2 separate regions of the Homo sapiens genome follow, and region 1 is linked to region 2. A link is a loop called in an ENCODE intact Hi-C map of the cell type or tissue named here. Cell type or tissue: heart left ventricle. All regions are shown on one strand. Links, peaks and the distances in the headings refer to the core of each region. The heading gives the core; the rest is flanking DNA. Region 1 overlaps KRT222 (keratin 222). Region 2 holds the start of KRT27 (keratin 27).

Region 1 (11,462 bases), core at 1,621-9,620, 130 kb after region 2:
TGTACTCACTGAGCCCATACAATAAGGTATGCACTGCAAAGAATATATGAAAGAACCATTTCTAGTCTTCCAAAATTAGGAACCAAACAGCCAAAGTCACCTAGAACAAAATGTAAACAATTCTAGATTACTACAAAAATGATCTTGTAGTCTTGGCCAGCTGCAGTGGCTCACTGCTGTAATCCCAGCACTTTGGGAGGCTGAGGCAGGAGGATTACTACAGCTCAGGAGCTCAATACCAGCTTGGGCAATATAGTGAGACCTCATCTGTACAAAAAATTTTAAAATTCGCTGAGCATGGTGGCACACACCTGTAGTCCCAGCTACTTGGGAGGCTAAGGTAGGAGGATTGCTTAAGGAGTTTGGGATTACAATGAGCTAATCATGAAAAAGACCTTTCCTGAGCTGGGTGCAGCGGCTCACGCCTGTAATCTCAGCACTTCGGGAGGCTGAGGTGGGCGGATCACCTGAGGTCAGGAGTTCAAGATCCGCCTGGCCAACATGGCGAAACCCTGTCTCTACTAAAAGAAAAAAACAATAATAATAATACAAAAATTAGCCGGGCATGGTGGTGCATGCCTGTAATCCCAGCTACTCGGGAGGCTGAGACAGGAGACTCGCCTGAATCCAGGAGAGGCAGGTTGCAGTGAGCCGAGACTGCGCCACTGCACTCCAGCCCAGGCGACAGAGTGAGACTCCACCTCAAAAAAAAAAAAAAAAGAGAGAGAGAGAGAGAGACCTTTCCTAACTTTCTCACTTTCCTTGCCATTCATCTCTTCTAGGATTAGTCTGTGCCTTCTAAGGATCACCCATAACAAAAGCCTGGAAAATTCACAATCACCACAATCCCCCTGATCAAGGGCTCACCCTATACCACACATCAAACCTCAAAACAGTAATCATTACTCTAACGTAATTATATTACAACCACGGAAAGCAATATTATTTTGAGTCATGATTTAAAAGACTACCAGATATCCTGATAGGAAAAGATATCAAAAGAGGAATTCTTGTTAATTCATACATCATAATCTGTAATGACTTATAAGGTCATATTGCTTTGAGCATGACATAACCTCCAATTCTCCATGAAAAAATCTTTATTCTTGCTTGCTTCCAAATTCTAAGTCCTCTATAAAACTAGATGAAAACTAGGTGAAACAACTTTAGCCTATAATAAATCTTGACATTTATTAAATCTTTGAAAAAACATAAACTGAATCAAAAATATACCACTTACTAGCTGAGTGACCTTGGGCAAGTTACTTAACCTCTGTGTGCCTCAGTTTTCTCATCTGTAAAATGGGAATAATACTACTACCTACCTCATAGGATTGCTGTGAGGATTAAATGAGTTAATGTTTGTAAAGTGCTTAAAACAATACCTGGCACATTGTAAGTTCTATGTAAATGTGTGTGTATACATATCATGTATATACATATGTATATGTATATATGTAACTATATAGTTAAATGGTTATAAATTTTAATTCCTAATCATTCCAGTTCCTATATACATGTAACTATATAATTGTTAAATAAAATGAATGGTTGTGAATTTTATTTAATTCCTAATCATTCAAGATATTGATCAAAGTCTTTAATATTTGCATAGTAAAACTTTAAAAAAATTAGGCTACACTTGAGATATACAAGAAAATTTCAAAAAAATATAATGACCACCTCTGTACCCACTTCCCCCAGTTTAAGAAGAAAAATAGTTCCAAAAAAAAAAAAAAGAGTAAAATGTTTCCAATGTTGTTGAAGTTCCCTGGACACCTAAGCCACATACCCTAATCTCATGCTCCTCCCTCTACCTGACCTGGCTTCTGAATTTGATGCTTATTAGTCCCATACATTTATTTATGGTAATATGTATGTATTCCTACAAAGTATGAAATTGTTTTGCATATTATTCTAAACTTTATAAAACTATAAAACTTCTTTTTTCACTCAATATTATTCTTAGGGGATCAATCCATAAAGATACGGTGAAGCCTTAGTTCATTTCTTTTCAGTTAAATAGTGTTTCTATTGCGTGAATATACGATTTATCCATTCTCCTGTTTGTTTTAATTATTTGCTGATACAGTGTTGCTCTTAAAATAAAATTCTTTCTGATTTCAGATATTATGGTTGTATCCAAGGTGGGAAAAAAGACAAAAAGCCTACCACAAGTAGAGTTGGTTTTGTTTTACCATCAGGTGAGTTTCTGACATAAATAAACTCATTTGAAAAGTGATGTACTATTTACAGGGATTACTTTATAAGGAAATTAAATACTTTAAAGTCGAAAAAAAACAAGCAATATTTGAATAAAAGTTTGAATATAATTTGTGAACAGTAATTCAATACTGTAATTTAATATATCATAAATGATATTTTCACAGCCATTATAAATGAAATATCTTTTACTACAAAAGTCCCACAAAAGTATGAGAATGAAAATGTAGAAACAGTAACCAAACAGGCAATCTTAAATGGGAGTATCGTTAAGGAGAGCACTGAAGCTCATGGCACTATTCAGTAAGTAAAGAAACTTTGACTAAGAAATAATAATAAATATATGTAAAGAAATTAACTTTGCGTAATCCCAGTAATTACTCTTCTTTGTTTAAATGTTTCCAAACATAGTTTTAGTATACTGTGATTTTTTTTTTTTTTTTTGAGATTGAGTCTTGCTCTGTCGCCAGGGTGGAGTGCAGTGGCGCGATCTTGGCTCACTGCAACCTCCACCTCCCGGGTTCAAGCAATTCTTCTGCCTCAGCCTCCCACGTAGCTGGGACTACAGGTGCGCGCCACCACACTCAGCTGGGTTTTTCTTTGTATTTTTAGTAGAGATGGGGTTTTACCATGTTGGCCAGGCTTGTCTCATTCTCCTGACCTCATGATCTGCCCACCTCAGCCTCCCAAATTGCTGGGATTACAGGCATGAGCCACCACACCCAGCCTATACTGTGATTTTTAATCTGACATATATACATAAAAACTCATGGAAGAGTACTGAATCCTTACTTTGCCGTTTTTTTCCAAAAATACAACCCAAACATGAGAATTCCTAAAGAGAAATTCCATACAATTCCTTTGAAATTCTATTCATATGATTTTTAAAGTATGTACATTATAAATTCTATACACTATAAATTATACAAATTTCTTGATTTTTCCATAGATATGAAATATATAATACATATTTTTAATAGACCCATACTTCTTCATTATTAAAAGGTTTATTTTATCATTTCAGGACAGAGAAAGTGGATGAAGTTATTAAAGAATGGGAAGGTTCTTTCTTTAAAGATAACCCTCGATTGAGGAAAAAGTCTGTTTCTCTTCGATTTGATCTTCATTTAGCAGCCACTGATGAAGGGTGTTTAGAGACTAAGCAGGATAATCTACCAGATATAGAAGTCAGGCTTATCATGAGAAGATCATGCAGTATTCCCTCTATCAAACCTCCATCAACAGCTAATTAATCCAAAGATAGTATTTGACTTGATTGGAAAATGTTAGGATGGACCAAGGTGGGCCATACCAACTCCCTCTGTCCCAAAATGTAAGTTATTACGTATGTATGGAAAATGTTATGATCAATATGTGGTTCTCTTCAGAAGAAAAAAACAATAAAGGACATTTCTCTGAATCTAATTATGGAGATAGACATATATATATATATATGAATGAGAGGGAGTAGCTTAAAAATAAAATCACAAATCCAGTACAGTCTCTTTCTTTATATTCTCCCAATAGTCTTCTTTTTCCCTTGAAACTTCATCAGAGACTGTAAGCATTAACCTGGTTTAGTAAAGTCTTTGTAATTTTTTTCAATGGCTGAATACGCTAAGGAAAAAAGAATTGTTTGAATAGGATTGTGTTAAGAGTCACACTGAGTTATTCACCATTATTCCATGACTGGTTAAACCTACAATGTTTGTTCTATTTTTCAAAAAGAGCAATTATAAACAAGTTTTTAAAGGGGGACTCACTATTCACCTAATGAGGATTCTTCTTTTTGAGATAAATCATTTGTATACTGAGAAAAATGAGTTATTTTCCATGAGAAATTCTGAGCAAACTATAGAACACACCCCAGGGCTAATTTGAGATAAGTACAATTAAGTTAATCTACATATATCTAAAAGGTTTTTTTTGTAATAAGTATCTGATTTCCGGAAGATTTACTTTACTCAAGGAACTTTAAAGGTTGTATCCCCCACCAAAAAAAGAAAAAAAATCAGAAGGCCAACTGCGCAAACAAAACATGAAAAGCAAATTGAAAAGGTAGTTACTATAGTTATCAGAACAGTTACCCACCATCCCAGTTTTTCCAACTGTAAAGCTAAATGTGATTAGATTGTTTGCTATAAGCCGTAGATAAGATACTATATGAAGTATTATAAATATTTCTTGCAATCATTTATGTGAACTAAGATAACGGTATTGTTATCTAAGCTAAGAGTATTTAGAGGATTTGTTTTTAAATCGTTCAAATTGTAATAAATATGGGTAGAAAATATATTTGTGAATAAGTGAGGTATTGTTGCAAAGTTTTTAAAATAACCTAATTTGTTTAATACAGGTATATTTAAGATCTTAATAAATACCTGTTTTAAGACATTAGAAATTTATAAGTTCTTAATTCTTTTCTAAGCAGAAAAAGTAGCTGAGTACAACTCACCATACTTTTTCCCAGCTAAAGTATCATCTAAGGGCTATAGCTACGTTAGCATTTTAGTACAGCCTTTAAAATATTTCTCTCTCTCTCTCCTCTCTCTTCTCCTCTATCTCTCTCTCCATATATACTTATTATATATATACATATATATAATTTATATATATGTATATATATATTTCAACCAGAAAAATGTATGTTTTAACCAGGAAAATATTATGTTAAATAATCTTTAACATAATACAGGGATATAAAATTTTTAATTTTCTTTCAATTACTTCAGATTCCTTTTAGTCTGGTTTATTCTATTTAGTGAAAAGGGATGATTTTGTTTTGTCAAGGATATAACAGCATGTTAAGTGCTTATTCTTGCATAAGCATCTGACCTAAAATACATCCTATACATAAAAAATGTTTCATTTGATATTGCTAAATGCTACTAACTTTATTAAAGCTTTAAAAATGCAATCATATAAGCTATTGTACTAAAGTTACTGTACTAAGCAACAGTGATCATAATAAAGCAATATATCTAGCATAATCTATTGCAGTGTTAAAAAAAACTTAGTACTGGTCGTCATGAATGTAACTGCTTGTTGTAGCAATTCCAGTATGCATCTATTGGGTGTATAACATGTAGATTTTAAAATACAGTATTTGAATTTATAATGAAGCTTTATTTGCTTTGGGGCATTTTAAATTGGGATATGAATTTACCAAGGTAATGATTCCACTACAATTAAAAAAATGAAACATGGCCAGGCACGGTGGCTCATGCCTGTAATCCCAGCACTTTGGGAGGCCAACGTGGGAGGACTGCTTGAGCCCAGGAGTTCAAGGCCAGCCTGGGCAATATAGCAAGACCCCATCTCTCTAAAAAGTAAAAATAAATAAAAATTAAAAATTGAAAAAATTGAAATATGAATGCTAAAGCTGCATTGTATGTGAGTTTGAACGCAGTCCTTTTAGTTCAAAAATATCTCTGCATGGTTAAGTGAAACAAAGAACTAATTACTCCAGTATGGTTAGTTCATTTGGGGAATAAAGAAAACTGCAATCACAGTAGATAGATAATGGTTTTTAACTTGTTTTACAAAAGAGTTAAGAATGGTATATCAATATTTTATTCTAGTTTTTTAAAAATCAAAATAATCACATAATCCCATAGTTCTGGAAAAAGTTTAATAATGGCAGCACCATTTGCAAAGCACTTACTCAGCTCTAGGCACTGTGTTTATCCCTAATAATCCCTAATCCTTCCTTACAACAATCCTACAAAATGAATAATATTATCCTTGCTTTACACATGAGTAGAAATTAATATTCTTTAATCTCTCTGAAATGTTTCAAATGCATGCTTCCATAAAAAAATACAAAAATAAAGAGTAATTCCAGTTACTAACAATTGTAGGATCCTAACCCTGGCTCTGTCACTAACCATGTAACCAGGAGGGGCCACTTTAAGTTCCTAGGCCTCAAGTTTTACACTTGAAAACAAAGGAAAAGGTAAAGCTGGATAATAATTCCTACTCTACCTACCTTACAGTTGTTTGAAATAATATACAAGCAAAAATATTTGTTAAAGCACTGCTCAGATATACAGTACTATTTGGAAGAAAATTGTCTTTAAAGAATGTGTGGGGGAAATTACAGCGGACAATGATTAATAGTTCAAAACACAACAGGTAAAGATACTATTTTTAATTTTTCAATTGCTTCCAGAACAGTTATTCTTTCCCAGTGAGTCACCCAATTTGAACTGTTCTGTCATGATAGCTTTTAAAGTACAAAAAATGTTCTCTATGCCAAGCACAGTGTCTAAAGTATAAAAATGTTCTCTATGCCAGGCACAGTGGCTCACACCTATAATCCCAACACTTTGAGAGGCCTAGGCAGAAGGATTGCTAGAGCTCAGGAGTTCAAGCCCAGCCTGGGCAATACAGTGAGGCCTCGTCTCTATTAAAAAATTTTAAATTAACCGAATATGGTGACACACCAGTAGTCCCAACTATTCAGGATGCTGAAGTGGAAGAATTGTTTGAGCCCAGGAGGTGGAAGATACAGTGAGCCAAGATCATGCCACCGAACTCCAGCCTGGGTGACAGAGTGAGACCCTGTGTCTCAAAAAAAAAAAAAAATAGTTCTCTAAAGATAATAAGTGATTATTATTTTGAGCCACTAAATTTTGGGATAATTTGTTATGCAGAAATATACAACTAATACTGCACATAAGCATATTTCTTATTCATTTGCTAGAGATCTTTGTATTGGCAAAGTTCAGTTTGTCCTTCAATTTGTTTTCTTACGTTTTTAGAATTTTTTAAAAATCTGTTGGCCGGGCATGGTGGCTCACACCTGTAATCTCAACACTTAGGGAGGCTGAGGCAGGAGGATCGCTTGAGCCCAGGAGTTTGAGACCAGCCTGGGCAACACAGTGAGCCCTCGTCTTTACCAAAAAAAAAAAAAATCAAAAACTTAACCCAGTGTGGTAGTGTGCACCTGTAGTCTGAGCTACTCAGGAAGCTGAGGTGGGAGAATTGCCTGAACCCAGGAGGTCAAGACTGCAGTGAGCCTAGATTGCACCACTGCACTCCAGCTTTAGGCAACAGAGTGAGACCCTGTCTCAAAAATAAAAAATCTCTGAAGTCAAAAAATGCTTACATTAATTTGAAAGTTTCCATTGGAAATGTATTATGATACATGAGCCAAAATTAAATTTTAGTTAAACAATATGCATACACGTTACTCAAATTATCAACACATGAAATCAAAGGAAAGTTTGTCCACAGGGCAGAATTTGGTTCTATGTTTACAAGTTATGGCCGGCATGTACACACAGATTGCCAATATTTGTGGGCATATGACAAATAAAGGCTCTAAAATAAGGTATATGTGAAAATCAGTACAAGGCTTTCCAAGTTTCCCTCACATGCTTAGACTCTAGACCAGGCTTGGCAACCTTTTCCATCGAAGCCCAGAGAGCAAATATTTTAGGCTTTTCAGGCCATAGGATCCCTGTAACAACTACACAACCCTTCCCTTGTAACCACAAGCAACCAAAGACAATACGTAAATAAATGAAGGTGCTTGTGTCCAAATAAGGGTTTATTACAAAAACAGGAGGCAGCCCAGATAACGGCCTGCAACAATCTCGTTTGGCTACTGTGCCCTAGACTCCCAATATTATCAGTGGATAATAGACCCCACAACCCAGATTCTCCAGCTCTACCCTGTTTTCAACGTTCATCCTTTTCCACACCATGGGGCAACACTCATGTCCCAAATCCTCCAGGTTATTTTGAGGGCAACATAGAGGGTTCTCAAAGCAAACCGTGCTTTTTAAATTCTGTAAAACAGTGTGGATCACTCTGTCCTGGAAAGCTGCTAAACTTCAATATTTCACAACTATTTCCAGCTACAGAAAACAGAATACCCATAACTCCTTCTGCTCTCACAGAAACAGCTGAGAAAATTAGTTTGTTTCATCATGTTGTCTATAATCAGACTTTCATAGGCTATTTGGGTCAAGTAAAGCTTTGCTCTCGCTTTCCCTTGTTTAAGAAAAAAAAAATCCATTATAAAAGCTTCAAAAGAACATACTACAAACTCCATGGCTCAGTGGTTGGTTCATAATCTTTCTTGAGTCACGCACCTCTTTGAAAATCTCATGAAAGAATTAACCTATCAGGAAAAAAGCCCATAAAAATTGAGTATAATTTTAAAGGGTTCATAGATCACTTAGAGCCTATTCATGGACTACTGGGTGTCCAAGGACTTCAGGTTTTTCCTTATTCTGTCTTATTTTCTCCTTTTTTCTCCTTTCTTCCCAGTCCTACCCCTAACTCTGTCTCCATCACCCGTTTCTTCCCACAGAACAATGGAAAGAACTCAAAGACACCTGGACTAGAACCTTAGCTTACTTAGTTTTGGCTTCCCTGTCTTGGGGAAAGAAGAACCCCAAAAAAGTATGAGTAGTGTCAGAGGGGAAAGCAGGCCACGTTTCTGGATCTTGCTGCCAGAATGAAAACTAAGGCCTAAGTTAGGTCTTAATTGGGCCTAAGATTATCTCTGGGGTTAACCACTGGTCCCACGTGAGTGCTCCCAACTACCCTTATAGTTATATTTAGTTTAAATAGTCATATTGATGCTGTATCCCAAATTTTCTGGGAATAATCACAACTCCAAACATCTGTCCTGTAGTTACCATAAATATCCTTCTAAAGGCAAGAGCATATGTTCTGGTGTTTGCTTTGGGGGAAAAAAACTCATAATAAGTAAAGTCCATCTTGCTGGATAATTCACTCTTCAGTTTTAGTTTCTTCAGGACTAGAGAACAGATTATTTTTCTATTATCTCTTGCCTATATCCTTCTTTCTTTTCTTTTTTTTTTTTTTTAGAAAGGGCCTCTGTCACCCAGGGTGGAGTGCAGTGGCATGATCATGGCTCACTGCAGCCTTGACCTCCCAGGCTCAAGCGATCCTCCCACCTCAGCGTCCCAAATAACTGAGACCACAAATGTGCACCACCGCACCTGGCTAATTTTTTTTTTAAGAGATGGGGTCTCCCTATGTTGCCAGGCTGGTGTTTCTTAATTTTTCAAATCTTTGGTAGAGAAAGAACCAAGCGAAGAAAATGAGTCATTCATTTATTTACTCCACAAGTATTGAGCATCTAAATGTGCTGTGTACTGTTCCAGATGTCAAAATCTCCACCCTGATGGGAAAAAAAAGACGGCTGGGTGCGGTGGCTCATGCCTGTAATCCAGCACTTTGGGAGGCCGAGGCGGTGGATCACTTGAGGTCAGGAGTCCAAGACCAGCCTGACCAACATGGTGAAACCTCGTCTCTACTAAAAATACAAAATTAGCAGGGTGTGGTGGCACATGCCGTAATCCCAGCTACTTGGGAGGCTGAGGCAGGAGAATCACTTGAACTCGGGAGACGGAGGTCGTAGTGAGCCAAGATCGCGCCATTGCACTCCAGCCTGGGCAATAAGAGCGAAACTCCGTCTCAAAAAAAAAAAGAAAAGAAGAAGAAAAAGACAAAACAAAATAAATTCATAAGAAGTATAGTATGTTAGGTAGCGACAAGTGCTACAGAAAAAGTAAAGCACAGGCCATGAACAGACACCGGGGGTTGGGGAATGAGATGCAATTTTAAAAAGGTCAGGAAACACCTACTAAGAAGGTGACATCTGAGCAGAAACCCAGTGAGAAAGTGTATCAGACAATGTCACTGCTCCACTTAGGTCCCCTCCTTTCCCTTTTTGCCGTTTTTGGGCCACCCCTTTCCTACTATAGGGTGCTTTATTCTTAACATCCAAAACCTGCAGTTTTTCTTCAGAGGACTGCCTAGAGACAACACACAGCGCCTCCCCAGCACTGCACTCGCCCAATCCTCCCACCATAATCCCAAAGGCAGGGAAGAAACCAGGCTGGAGTTGCTGGACGAAGCCAGAAAAAGAATGTACTGAAATCCCTTCTGAGGCCTTTGTGTATCGTACTTTAATCCTTTACATGTCTCTGATGGATATATACATATATATATATATAATTTTTTTTTTTTTGAGACAGAGTCTCGCTCTCTCGCCCAGGCTGGAGTGCAGTGGCGCCATCTCCGTTCACTGCAAGCTCCGCCTCCCGGGTTCACGCCATTCTCCTGCCTCAGCCTCCCCAATAGCTGGGACCACAGGCGCCCGCCGCCACGCCCGGCTAATTTTGTTTTTGTATTTTTAGTAGGGACGGGGTTTCACCGTGTTAGCCAGGATGGTCTCGATCTCCTGACCTAGTAATCTGCCCGCCTCGGCCTCCCAAAAGAGCTGGGATTACAGGCGTGAATATTTTTTAACAAGCAATTTCATGTACATTTTCTCAAGCACCACTCAAGCTGCCTGTCCACGGGGCAGACGACTTCTCCTTTAGTCTTTCTCTTGAATATGCTCTTCAATTTCATTAATCTCTATTCATGAGTATAACAATATTGGAAAAATTGGACAGAGTATCACTTGTTCCTCGCTTTGCAGACTAGAGATGCTTCTAGTCCCTGTTGGCACACTCAGGATGGGGGCTACGGGAAGCCCAAGAATTCAGCCTCTCTCTAAATGTCAACTGTTTTCCAGTAACCACAGGTCAGGGATCCCATACGTTCATTCTCCCTCCACAGTGACCCACAATATCCATCGGGTGTTTATGTATCCAAAGAAGAGGCTACTCATTCCATCTGGTAAACCAACATACTCATGATTTAGTGGAAAGAGCCCTGGAGTGGCACAGAGGGCTGCCTCAATACACACTTACTGAGCGTCTAACAATGAATGGGTCAAGCCCTTCGTAGGCACTGGCAATGGGAAGATGACCAATACAGACGGCTGAACCTTGCTTTCAAGGCCTTCATAAAGCACTGGAGATGACAAACACGGTCCGATACAAAGGGTCGGGTTCAGGACTCCAACCATTATTATCAAAGAGCCACGGGAATACAAAGGAAGGATTACTAGGGGGGAAGTTCCAGGAGGGCATCACAAAGAGACCTCTGAGCTGGATCCAGAAGGACAGATGAGTTTAAGCTGAAAGTGGGGACGGTCGTTCCCGCTGGTGGGAACCGAAGGAGCCGAGGCAGCGCTGAGGCGGAGACCAGGTGGCACCCGCGGCGCTGCAAGGACACACAAGCTGTTGCGAGGGGGTCAACTCTCCGGGCCTTGGCTTAGAAACCTGGGACGATTACACCCTAAAAGCGCTTGGAAAAACTGCAGAACTCGTGCTGATTTTCGCCAAAGCTACTCCCCCGCCGTG
Region 2 (11,462 bases), core at 3,020-11,019:
CCTGTTCTCGAATGTGAAGCCCCATGAGGCTGATGAACATCATGATTCTTGTGATTATGACTATTTATACCTTTCTGGATCAAAATGTATGGTAGGAATTCCCAACAAATATTAAATTGCCTAAAAGGAAAGCAGCTCCTTTATTTCTCTGGTATATGGCCTGATTCCAGTGAAAATCTCCAGCAAGAGAAGGAATTCTGTCTCACAATCCTCCAGTCACATGGGATTCAGAGAAGTGGCAAAGAATGAGATATTTACAAAATCTTCAGCCAAAAGCCATCAAATGAAGCAAATACTAGAAATCCACAGAGAAATGATTTCCAAATGTACAATATTCAGGGCCAGCTACATAATTTTCAGGACCTAGCGCCAAATGAAAACATAGGATTCCTTGTTCAACAATCAGGAAAAATGTATCACCCAAAGGCACTAAAATATCAAGCTGTTTCCTTGCATCTGCATTTATGTTTTCAATTTGTCCTGGATTTTGTTGTTTTGATTTGGGGTTTTCTGTTGTTGTTGTTGTTGTTGCTGTTTTGTTTCCTTTCTTTTTTTTTCTTTTCTTTTTTTTTTTTTTTTTTTTTGCTATTTAGTTTTGTTCTAAGTAAAGTGTATTAGTCCATTCTCACACTGCTATAAAGAAACTACCTGAGACTGGGTAATTTATAAAGAAGAGGTTTAATTGACTCATAGTTCCATATGGCTGGGGAGGCCTCAGTAAACTTGTAGTCATGGCAGAAGGTGAAGGGAAGCAAAGACCTTCTTCACATAGTGGCGGGAAAGGGAGAGTGTGTGAGGGCACAGAAAAAACTACCATTTATAAAACCATCAGATCTCGTGAGAATTCACACTATCTCAGAGAACACCAGGGGGAAACCACCCCCATAATCCAATCACTTCCCTGTCTCAACACATGGGGATTACAATTCAAGGTGAGATTTGGGTGGAGGTACAGAGCCAAACCATATCATAATGAAAAATTAAAGTTCTAAATTATTGGCATACATGTTACTATGAGTTTTTATATTGTGCCATGCCAGTTTGAAATCCAAGCAAAAGAACATTTAACTTGTATACAGAATCCCCAAAATCACACAATTCATAATTTGTAGCTCATACATGCATATGTATTTTGTTCCTACCAAAACAGTGGAAACACTGCACAAAACAAACTCAATTGTTTTTATTTCACTTCTGTATATACCCACCTTCTACCAGCATTCTCTACCTTTGGTTTACCAATGAGTAAAAAGACTGAAAGGAAAAGGAACTATGGATTGTTTGATCTTTCTATGTCATCATTTTCCACTTATGCAGTTGGCAACACAGGCAAGCAGGAAAGCAGCAGAAAAAACTATATGATAGGCTGGGCGCAGTGGCTCATTCTTGTAATCCCAACACTTTGGGAGTCCAAGGCGGTTGGATCACCTGAGGTCAGGAGTTCGAGACCAGCCTGGCCAACAGGAAGAAACCCCATCTCTACTAAAAATACAAAAATTAGCTGGGCGTGGTGGCACACCCATGTAATCCCAGCTACTCAGGAGGCTGAGGCACGAGAATCACTTGAACCCGGGAGGTGGCAGTTGCAATGAGCCAAGATGGCACCACTGCACTCCAGCCTGGGTGACAGAGCAAGACTCTGTTTCAAAAAAAAAAAAGTATATGATAGGGTTCCTTGGTCATTCATATTTTTTAGAAGACCAATGTCTTCTTTTTATACTCAGAGAGCAAGTTCTGGTTTGAATGGAAAGCCTGGCTTCTTGGGTTTGACAGAGATTGGGATTACTCAGTCAAAGACACAATATACTTACCTTGTACTTGCTTTGGGTTTTGTTAGACTCCTGCACCTTGTGGATCCACCAGAATGTTGGGCACATGGGCATATGCCCCTGAGACAGTAAGGAGCACCTGCAGGCAAACATATCTGGCATACTTCTATGCTCACTTGTATGCCCCCATGGTCCCAACAGAATTCACTAACAAGAGACAGGTTAAAAGATAAAGTTCTGTTACCATCTTGAAACTAAGATTTTCAAGACAGTAACGGGAGAGCATTAATCCAAATGTGGGGCCTTTCTGAACATGAGACCTTGTGCAGCTGCACACACAGGCTTTATGCCTGTGATGCCAGACCTGCTTATCAGGTATGCTCATGACACACTGATTTTTTTTTAACTGTCTTCATGGTGGCCTGCTTTCCAAGGCAAGGCCCATTACAGCACAGAAAGTGCACACTACACTTTGTGGTGAGGGGACAGTTGACTTGAAAAGATAACTATAAATTCACCATTTCTTGCTGAAACAAATAAACCAGAATTAACTGTGTATCTATTCAGCAAAGGAATGGGAGTAAAATTAAATTCTGGATAAGTTTCCTTTAAGTTCTGTTGAGTCCACAGGATGGGAGGAAACATCTTGTCCTCAGGCTTTTGGGTCTTAAATCTGTCCTTCCTTCCTTGGCTTATAAAAACAGACTATGGCCTTCGGTTCACTGATTTTCCTTTGCTGGGCGGAATTCTAGGGCTCCTGAGTTCTTTACACATTCTGCTAATGATTGCCTGTTCTTCTCCAATCCTTGAAGCTTCATCCTGCTTTTTGCTGAATTGGGTTACTACACTGAAAGTACTTCCCAAAAATCAGTCTCCATCTGGAGAAAAAGGAATGCAACCACTGTACTCGAGTGGTTGTTAAAGCAAAAACTACACGCTGCTATTCCTTCTTTTAACAAAAACCCAAGATTTATGGGAGCTTTTTGCAAGGGAAATAAATTGCCACTTGTTACTGGGTGTAGCAAATGTTTTGACATTTCTATTTTTCTTTCGATTTTTGTCATCATATAGGAATGTATAATTCATTGTCATATTTATAAAAATTTCCATCATAGGTTCTGAGTTTTACAACTGCTGGGACCCACATTTTCTTCTAGTACTTTTAAGGTGATCATATGGTTTCTGTCATAGGACACTTTTATCTGCTACATATCATATTGAGTCATTGTCATTTCTGGTGAAAAACTTCCTTGGGATATTTTCTGCTATTTAATATATTAATGAATTGTATTTGCTAATATTTTATTTAAGATTATTTCCAGAATATGTCTTTCTTCTGGTGACTGATTTCCCCTAAATTTCTCATTTTCTGTGATTGTATCTTAGTTTAATTAGGTTTTTGTCCTTTTATTTCTAATCATTTCCTAAGGTTTGTCACCTCATTTCTAAGTTTTTTTCTAATTCTGGTTTATGGGAATTTTTTTTTCTTTTATCATTTTAGCGATTTTAAGTCACTTTGAAATGGTGGGTTGTATCTTACTCAGTTTTGTAGGCATGTCTTTCCGGTATGCTTTCATTTTCTATAGGGACACTATGCTGCTCCTCATCCTTATTATCTTGTATTAACATTTCCCGGGATTTTACTTCAATCCTTTTCTTTTGCTTGGTTTTATTGCCAATTCATGTTCCTTAACTTCTAGACTGAAGTATCATTCCAGGCCGGGCGTGGTGGCTCACGCCTGTAGTCCCAACACTTTGGAAGGCCGAAGCAGGTGGGTCATTTGAGGTCAGGAGTTCGAGACCAGCCTGGCCAACATGGTGAACTCCCTTCTCCATTAAAAATACAAAAGTAGCTGGGCGTGGTGGTGCACGCCTCTAATCCCAGCTACTCAGGAGACTGAGGCAGGAGAATGACTTGAACCTGGGAGGCAGAAGTTGCAGTGAGCCAAGATCGTGCCACTGCACTCCAGCCTGGGCAATAGAGTGAGACTCCGTCTCAAAAAATAATAATAATAAAGTATAATTCCAAATAGCTTTACTAACTTCACAGAGCTCCCTTTTCTCTTGTTTTTATCTAGGATTCAAAAATACATTGGCTTGATTTCTGAAATTTCCTGTCTTTTTTTCCCTCCTCCACTTGTATCTAGACCTTCTGTTTCCTTCCTCTCTGTGACCCTCTCCTGAATAATTTTGATTCTTCCCCTAGCAGTTTCTCCTTGTCGTGGGTTGCTCTCCCAGGAGGGAACCATGGCTGGTCAGTTTTGAGAATTCACAGGATCTAGGCCGTTCCGTTCCCTTCTGAATTCATGGAGGACCCTTAGTTTAAAGTTAGAACGATTTTCTAAGTAGTTTAACCCCTGTTTTCTCCGTATCTTTATCTCTCATGCCACTTTCTTATGCAATTAAAACTACCAAGAAATCATTTTCATCTATCCCCCTGAAGTGCTCACTTTCAGAATCTCCTGTCCTCCTATGCAACATTGGCTGTTTTTTAAGCCTGCTACCCAGCTGTCATGTGGGAACACTCACTCAGTGCGCTCACATTGGAACTCCATTTCCAGGAACCTAAGTTTTCCTTTTTCATGTTTTTCTCTCTAGTGGCTTCCTGACAAAATGTGCAAAAGAGATAATTTTTTTGAGACCTTTCATGTCGGAAAAGATTTTTATTCCACCCTCACTTGTGGTTGTTAAAGTAGAGAATTTTGGTTCTCTACATAAGTCACAATTAGAAAAAAACTTAGAAATGAGGTGACAAACCTTAGGAAAGGATTAGAAATAAAAGGTTGGATATCATTTTGCGTTCACTTTTTTTTTTTTTTTAAGAGACAGCATCTCGCTCTGTCAACCAGGCTGGAGTACAGTGGTGTGATCACAGCTCACTGCAACCTCCGCCTCATGGGTTCGAGCAATTCTCTTGCCTCAGCCTCCCAAATAGCTGGGATTACAGGCACATACCACCATGGCCCAGCTAATTTTTGTATTTTTAGTAGAGACGGGGTTTCACCATGTTGGCCAGGCTGGTCTTGAACTCCTGATCTCAAGTGATCCACCTCCCTCGGCCTCCCAGAGTGCTGGGATTACAGGCGTGAGCCACTGCGCCTGGCCTGGGTTCGTATTTTGAAAGCATTCTTCACTAGAATGATGGCTTTCCTAAAATTGAATATGTGTTGGTTTTGCTCCTGACATTTTAAGTGTTTGTTTGTCGCCCCCGCCCCCAGCCATGGTTCTCTGAAAGATCCTGTGGATGTGCCTCACTGTGGATGTTTTTCATTTATCATTCATGGTTCTTGGTGGTCTCTTTGAATTTAGAAGCTCAGTTGTTTAGTTCTGAGTAGTATTTCAGAAAATATGTTTATAAAATAATTTCTTCATGATTTCTCCCTTCTCTCTTTCCAGAAGACCTACTTGATGTTGTTCTTCTTTGACCAAGTCTCTCATTTTCTTTTTCTTTTTTTTTTTTTTTTTTTTTTTTTTTTTTTTTCTGAGATGGAGTGTTACTCTGTCGCCCAGGCTGGGGTGCAGTGGCGCGATCTCGGCTCACTGCAAGCTCCGCCTCCCGGGTTCACGCCATTCTCCTACCTCAGCCGCTGGAACTACAGGCGCCCGCCACCACCGCCGGCTAATATTTTTGTATTTTTAGTAGAGACAGGGTTTCACCGTGTTAGCCAGGATGGTCTCGATCTCCTGACCTCGTGATCCGCCCACCTCGGCCTCCCAAAGTGCTGGGATTACAGGAGTGAGCCACCGCGCCCGGCCCAAGTCTCTCATTTTCTAATATTTTCTTTTATCTGTAAACAAGTTCTCTGAGAAGGAAATTCAAGGACAGAGACTTCATTCCAGCAAACAGCTAGCAAGCTGGTGAGACACAGCCTTTGGTGTAAAATGAAAATGTGTTCCAGAGAACAAAGGAAGGGAATTTGTCTTTTAGAGAAAGTTCCCACCCAGGTTCCCACTTAGGTCTGCTTATGCAAAATGCAGGATTGAAATTTACTTAGTTCTGGTTGGTTGATGTTTGCTTAGTTAGCTCTTATTAGTCAGGGCATGCAGACTTCTGATTGATCCATGTAGGTTACAGCCTATTGTTTGGTTCAGGTGGCATAAACTGGAAGCTATGAAAGTCCCAAAGTTAAGCAGATGTGCACATTTTCTGGGAACTCAGAGTAAATATGTGACCTGTAGTCAGCAAATGGTTGCTTGGTTTTAATTTGAATTTAGGCCCAGTTAGCTGCTCAGGACTCATCTTAAGAGGCTGGTTCTTTACGCCAGGCACGGTGGCTCACACCTGTAATCCCAGCACTTTGGGAGGCCGAGGCTGGCGGATCTCTTGAGGTCAGGCATTCGAGACCAATCTGGCCAACATGGTGAAACCCCATCTCTGCTAAAAATACAAAAATTAGCCAGGCATGGTGGCATGTGCTTGTAATCCCAGCTACTTGGGAGGCTGAGGCAGGAGAATTACCTGAACCTGGGAGGTGGAGGTTGCAGTGAGCCAAGATCGCGCCAGTGCACTCGAGCCTGGGTGACAGAGCAAGACTCAGTCTCAAAAAAAAAAACAGAGAGAGAGAGAGACTGGCTCTTTCAAGGCTCACATATTTATCTTTTCATCTTTTTGTTCTAATTTTGGGGAGTTTTTTTTTAAATTTATTTTCCAATTCATCTATTGAAGTTTTCTTTTGGGACTTAGTTTTTAATTCTAAGAGGTCTTTTATGTGCTTCCTGTTCAATTTTAATGATGTTCTATCCATGTTTTAAATATACAGTATTTTTGTTACTTCTGAAAGTAATAATTATAGGTAGTTTCTTTTTTAAAGTTTTCTTCAACGTTCTTCATTATCTCTGTTTCCCCTGAGTGCTATTTTTTGTTTGTTTGAGTCTCTGTCTTTCTTGTTGGAGTGTTTTTCAATGTATCGTGATATTTTAAATTATGTTCGTTTTGAGTAAGACCTTAAACATTTGAAAGCTTTGTGTGAAGTGTCTGTGTTTCCTTCCAGAGTGGTTGTACAGTGAGCTCCCTTTTTGTGGAGAACACTCAAACAATTCTATCTGGAGGTATTTTCTCTGAGATTCTTCAGCTTCCTCAGAGAGACCCAACAATTCGGGCTGGCTACATAATTTACAAGGCCCAGTGCAAAATGAAAATGTGAGGTCTCCTGTTGAAAAGTCAGAAAAAAAGTTCAGTTAGAAATATTAAAATAGGTCCAGCGCGGTGGCTCAAGTCTATAATCCCAACACTTTGGGAGACCAAGGTGGGTGGTCTGAGGTCAGGAGTTTGAGACCAGCCTGGCCAACATGGTGAAACCCCGTCTTTACTAAAAATACAAAAATTAGCCGGGCATGGTGGCAGGCACCTGTAATCCCACCTACTTGGGAGGCTGAGGCAGGAGAATCACTTGAACTCGGGAGGCAGAGGTTGCAGTGAGCCGAGATGGCACCACTGCACTCCAGCCTGGGCGACAGAGCGAGACTCCATCTCAAAAAAAAAAAAAAAGAAATAGTAAAATATAAATCTTTTTCTTCTAAAAAGTCTTATTATTTATAACATGTAATGAGGTAACGGGTACACATATATAACAGCATAAACTACAAACAGCAAAGAAATAATGTTTTGGTGTCCTAATTTTATGTAAAACAATAAACCATAATACTTTAATAATGTATTAAATTGATTGACAAATCTTTCTGGCTTTTTTTCCGCAAGCTCATTTATTAAGTCATGAAAATTTATATTTTTGCCAACTTCATTTTCAATCTAGGTAATTGAAAGTGATGTCAATCATTCTTGGCAAATGCAAGATCTCAAATGATTTGTTATAATTTTTAGTCTGAAGAAGAAAACCAGGTGGAAAGAATAACATGAACAAAGGCAAAGAGATGGGAAAGAGGGAAGTAGTAAAACAGAACGGACAAGTCAGTGCGGGAAAATTTACATTAAGACAGTGAGGTGGCTCCTGCCTATAATCCCAGCACTTTGGGAGGCCAAGGTGGGAGGATCTGTCGAGCCCAGGCATTCAAGACCAGCCTGGACAACATGGCAAACCCCAACTCTACAAAAAAATACACAGATTAGCCAGGCATAGTGGCGTGTGCCTGTAGTCCCAGATATTTGGTAGGCTGAGGTGGGAGGATCACTTGAGCCTGGGAGGTTGAGGCTGCAGTGAGCTGTGATCATGTCACTGCACTCTGGCCTGGGTGACAAAACGAGACCCTGTCAAAAAAAAAAAAAAAAGAGAGAGAGTCGTAAATACCAAGCACAAAACTATAAGAAATGACAAAGGTAGGGCACAGGAGCTATAAGTGGAAGAGAAAAGGGGAGCAACATGAGATGTAGAAAATTTCTTAGAAAGCAACTGTCTGAAACTCGATCAGACTCATCAGACTGAGGTTGTCAGTATTGAATGTAACCAAGAGGGTATAGGGGAAAAAATAAAAGAAATGATGATTAGAGATGTGCAGTGATGTCTGAGAGGTTAATTTCAGTAAAATAGTGGGACCACAATTCAGAAATAAGAGGTGAAAAGTACAAGAAGCAATGCAGAAAAGTGCTATGGAAATGGACAGCCAATAGAAGGAATGCAGAAATATGAGCAATCTACAGACAGAAAGTGAATATAGAGACCACAGTCTAGACCCTTCACTTTACAGATGTGGAAACTGAGGCCCGAGGAGGTGACCAATTCCTTTACTTAACCTGGTTAGCAATGGAACTTAGACAGAAAACCAGTACAGATGAAATGGTAATTCAGGAAGGATAAGGATCAAAGGAACACTTTCTGTCTCCAAAGAAGATTCCCTTTAATGCCTCAGTTTTCCTTTAGGACCTCCCCTCCTTCTTCTGATACTATGATACTTCATTGCTGAAGAAAATGCAATGCTGATTTGAGCAAGGGAAAGAGAAATCTGTCTATCATACTTTTTTATTCTTATAGGTATTATGCATTCCTGAAGCCTGGAAGACAGGAAGAGTTACTCATACTAAATTTGAAATGCATCACTATAATAATCCTGATAATACTCCACCCTGTCCAACTCCAGAGATAACAAATAACCCCACAATAACTATCCACCTACAGAAATGGACACAGTATGGTAAAGCCATTCATTAAAAAAAAAAAAAAATCACCCCATTATGGATAATTCACAATGAGCTGGCAAACATCATTTGGCTATGAGCAAAGCTCATCAAGAAACACCCTAATAATGTGTATATAAAGGCAAACCAAGCTGTTTGAGTAGGCCGTTCACCATCAGAGCATCACCGCAGAAACAAAGGCTCCAGCCTCCGGACACCATGTCTGTGCGCTTTTCTTCTACCTCCAGGAGACTTGGCTCTTGCGGGGGCACTGGCTCTGTGAGGCTCTCTAGTGGGGGAGCAGGCTTTGGGGCTGGAAACACATGCGGTGTGCCAGGCATTGGAAGTGGCTTCTCTTGTGCTTTTGGGGGCAGCTCATCTGCAGGAGGCTATGGCGGAGGTCTGGGCGGGGGAAGTGCTTCCTGTGCTGCCTTCACAGGGAATGAGCACGGCCTCCTCTCTGGCAATGAGAAGGTGACCATGCAGAACCTCAACGACCGCTTGGCCTCCTACCTGGAGAATGTTCGAGCCCTAGAGGAGGCCAACGCTGACTTGGAGCAGAAGATCAAGGGGTGGTATGAGAAATTTGGACCTGGTTCTTGCCGTGGCCTTGATCATGATTACAGCAGATATTTCCCAATTATTGACGAACTTAAGAACCAGGTAAGAAACGCCATGGCGTGAGTGTTAGCACTCCTGAGAGTGTTTAGCCACTCACAGATGCACAAATGTATAAGCTATCACAATAACAGGGCTTTGCCCTCAGCTTCTAAATTTTAGGAGTTCATTTTCAATATTAAAAATAATTTCTAATAAATTCTAATATTTGAACATGGCACGTCCATCATGTAGTATTAGGTATATGCTTTTGGTAATATTAAAATATCAAAAGCTGTCCAGTGTCTCCAGTTATATATTTATAGGCTTTCCCATAGAAAGAGCTTTTTTTAATGCTTGGGGTGGGAAATACAAGAGACCATACCCAGCCAGGCACAGTGGTTCAGCCTGTAATCCCAGCACTTTGGGAGGCCAAGGCAGGTGGATCACTTGAGATTAGGGGTTCAAGACCAGCCTGGCCAACATGGTGAAACCCTGTTTCTACTAAAACTACAAAAGTTAGCCGAGCGTGGTGGCACATGCCTGTAATCCCAGCTACTTGGGAGGCTGAGGCAGGAGAATCACTTGAATCTGGGAGGTGGAGGTTGCAGTGAGCCAAGATCGTGCCACTGCACTCCAGCCTGGGCAACAGAGCGAGACTCGGTCTCAAAATAAAAGACAGAGAGAGAGACCATACTTAAATTACCCATCTTCAAAAGAATGGTCTGATTATTAGAGACAGATGCCAGAAATATTACTATAATTTCATGGGTAATTTTATTTCAAGGAACTTTGAAATGCATCTTAAATATTTCCTCAATCTTAACTAACTTTTCATTTGTCAGATAATTTCTGCAACTACCAGTAATGCCCATGTTGTCCTGCAAAATGATAATGCAAGACTAACAGCTGATGACTTCAGACTAAAGTAAGTAGAGCTGAAGATAAATGGGAAAAAAAAGTTGTCTAAGCATTTTTTCTCCTTTATTCTTCTAAGTTATTTGACGTTGTCTCAAGCCTTTGTTCTTGTTTATTCATGTATTTGTTTTAAACAAAATGCCTGTTAGAATGAGTAACTAGCTGAGCAACAAATTTTACTTGGGAAATTTCGGGACTAACAAAAACGAGTGTCAAAGTCATATGAGAAAGAATTTTGGCTATTCCCATTCTCTTGCTTCAATGAAATGTATTTATTGCATGATAGATGACCTAACTGAAATGTGTTTTTTTAATTAATTAATTTATTTATTTATTTATTTATTTTTTGGAGACGGAGTCTCGCTCTGTCGCCCAGGCTGGAGTGCAGTGGCGCAATCTCGGCTCACTGCAAGCTCCGCCTCCTAGGTTCACGCCATTCTCCCGCCTCAGCCTCCCGAGTAGCTGGGACTACAGGCGCCCACCACTGCGCCCGGCTAATTTTTTGTATTTTTTAATAGAGACGGGGTTTCACCGTGATCTCGATCTCCTGACCTCGTGATCCGCCCGCCTCTGCCTCCCAAAGTGCTGGGATTACAGGCGTGAGCCACCGCGCCCGGCCTGAAGTTTTAAGTATTATCTTAGTAGTTTTACCTCAAAGCTTAGTCTGAGTTGTATGATGATCTAAAAAGTGATGTGCCATGTCTAATGACTAATGATGAAACTTCCAAATACTTTTCTAAGGTTTGAAAACGAGCTAGCGCTTCACCAGAGCGTGGAGGCGGACATCAATGGTTTGCGAAGAGTCCTGGATGAGCTGACCTTGTGCAGAACGGACCTGGAGATCCAGCTGGAAACTCTCAGTGAGGAGCTCGCTTACCTCAAGAAGAATCATGAGGAGGTAGAAGCTCCACCCGGCTGGCTCTCACAATCGCCTCCCTACCAAATTTTAAAACTAATTTCAGATGATAAATATAATGTCTTAAATTAACATTCAAGAAGGAACCTGTCAGTTTCTCCATAAGGCTTAGATTGTTTGAGACGCTTCTATTCATTCTTCTCAAAAGAAACAAACCTCCCAAAAAGTTTCTAACCCTATAGATCTTGTCCAT

Evidence for each region. A loop is a pair of places that touch in the nucleus more often than their neighbours do. Peaks named below come from ENCODE experiments on the same cell type or tissue, not always from the same donor. Only the 100,000 strongest peaks of a DNase experiment are listed, where the experiment ranks them.
Region 1: it touches region 2 in a loop (2.1-fold over the local background); 6 of 110 quality-filtered maps call a loop at or near these places.

Annotation. Positions count from the first base shown.
Region 1 is chr17:40,648,416-40,659,877 of GRCh38, reverse strand. KRT222 (keratin 222) reads left to right here. Exons shown (of 6, transcript NM_152349.3): 4 at 2,128-2,204; 5 at 2,391-2,526; 6 at 3,248-5,213. The coding sequence ends at 3,476. Among named protein-coding and RNA genes, the nearest start is that of SMARCE1, 6.3 kb to the right of the region's middle. In heart left ventricle, for the core only: no CTCF peak of the experiment used is centred there; no DNase peak of the experiment used is centred there.
Region 2 is chr17:40,780,089-40,791,550 of GRCh38, reverse strand. KRT27 (keratin 27) reads left to right here and starts at 9,001. Exons shown (of 8, transcript NM_181537.4): 1 at 9,001-9,501; 2 at 10,281-10,363; 3 at 11,095-11,251. The coding sequence starts at 9,058. In heart left ventricle, for the core only: no CTCF peak of the experiment used is centred there; no DNase peak of the experiment used is centred there; H3K27me3 peaks cover 1,195 bases.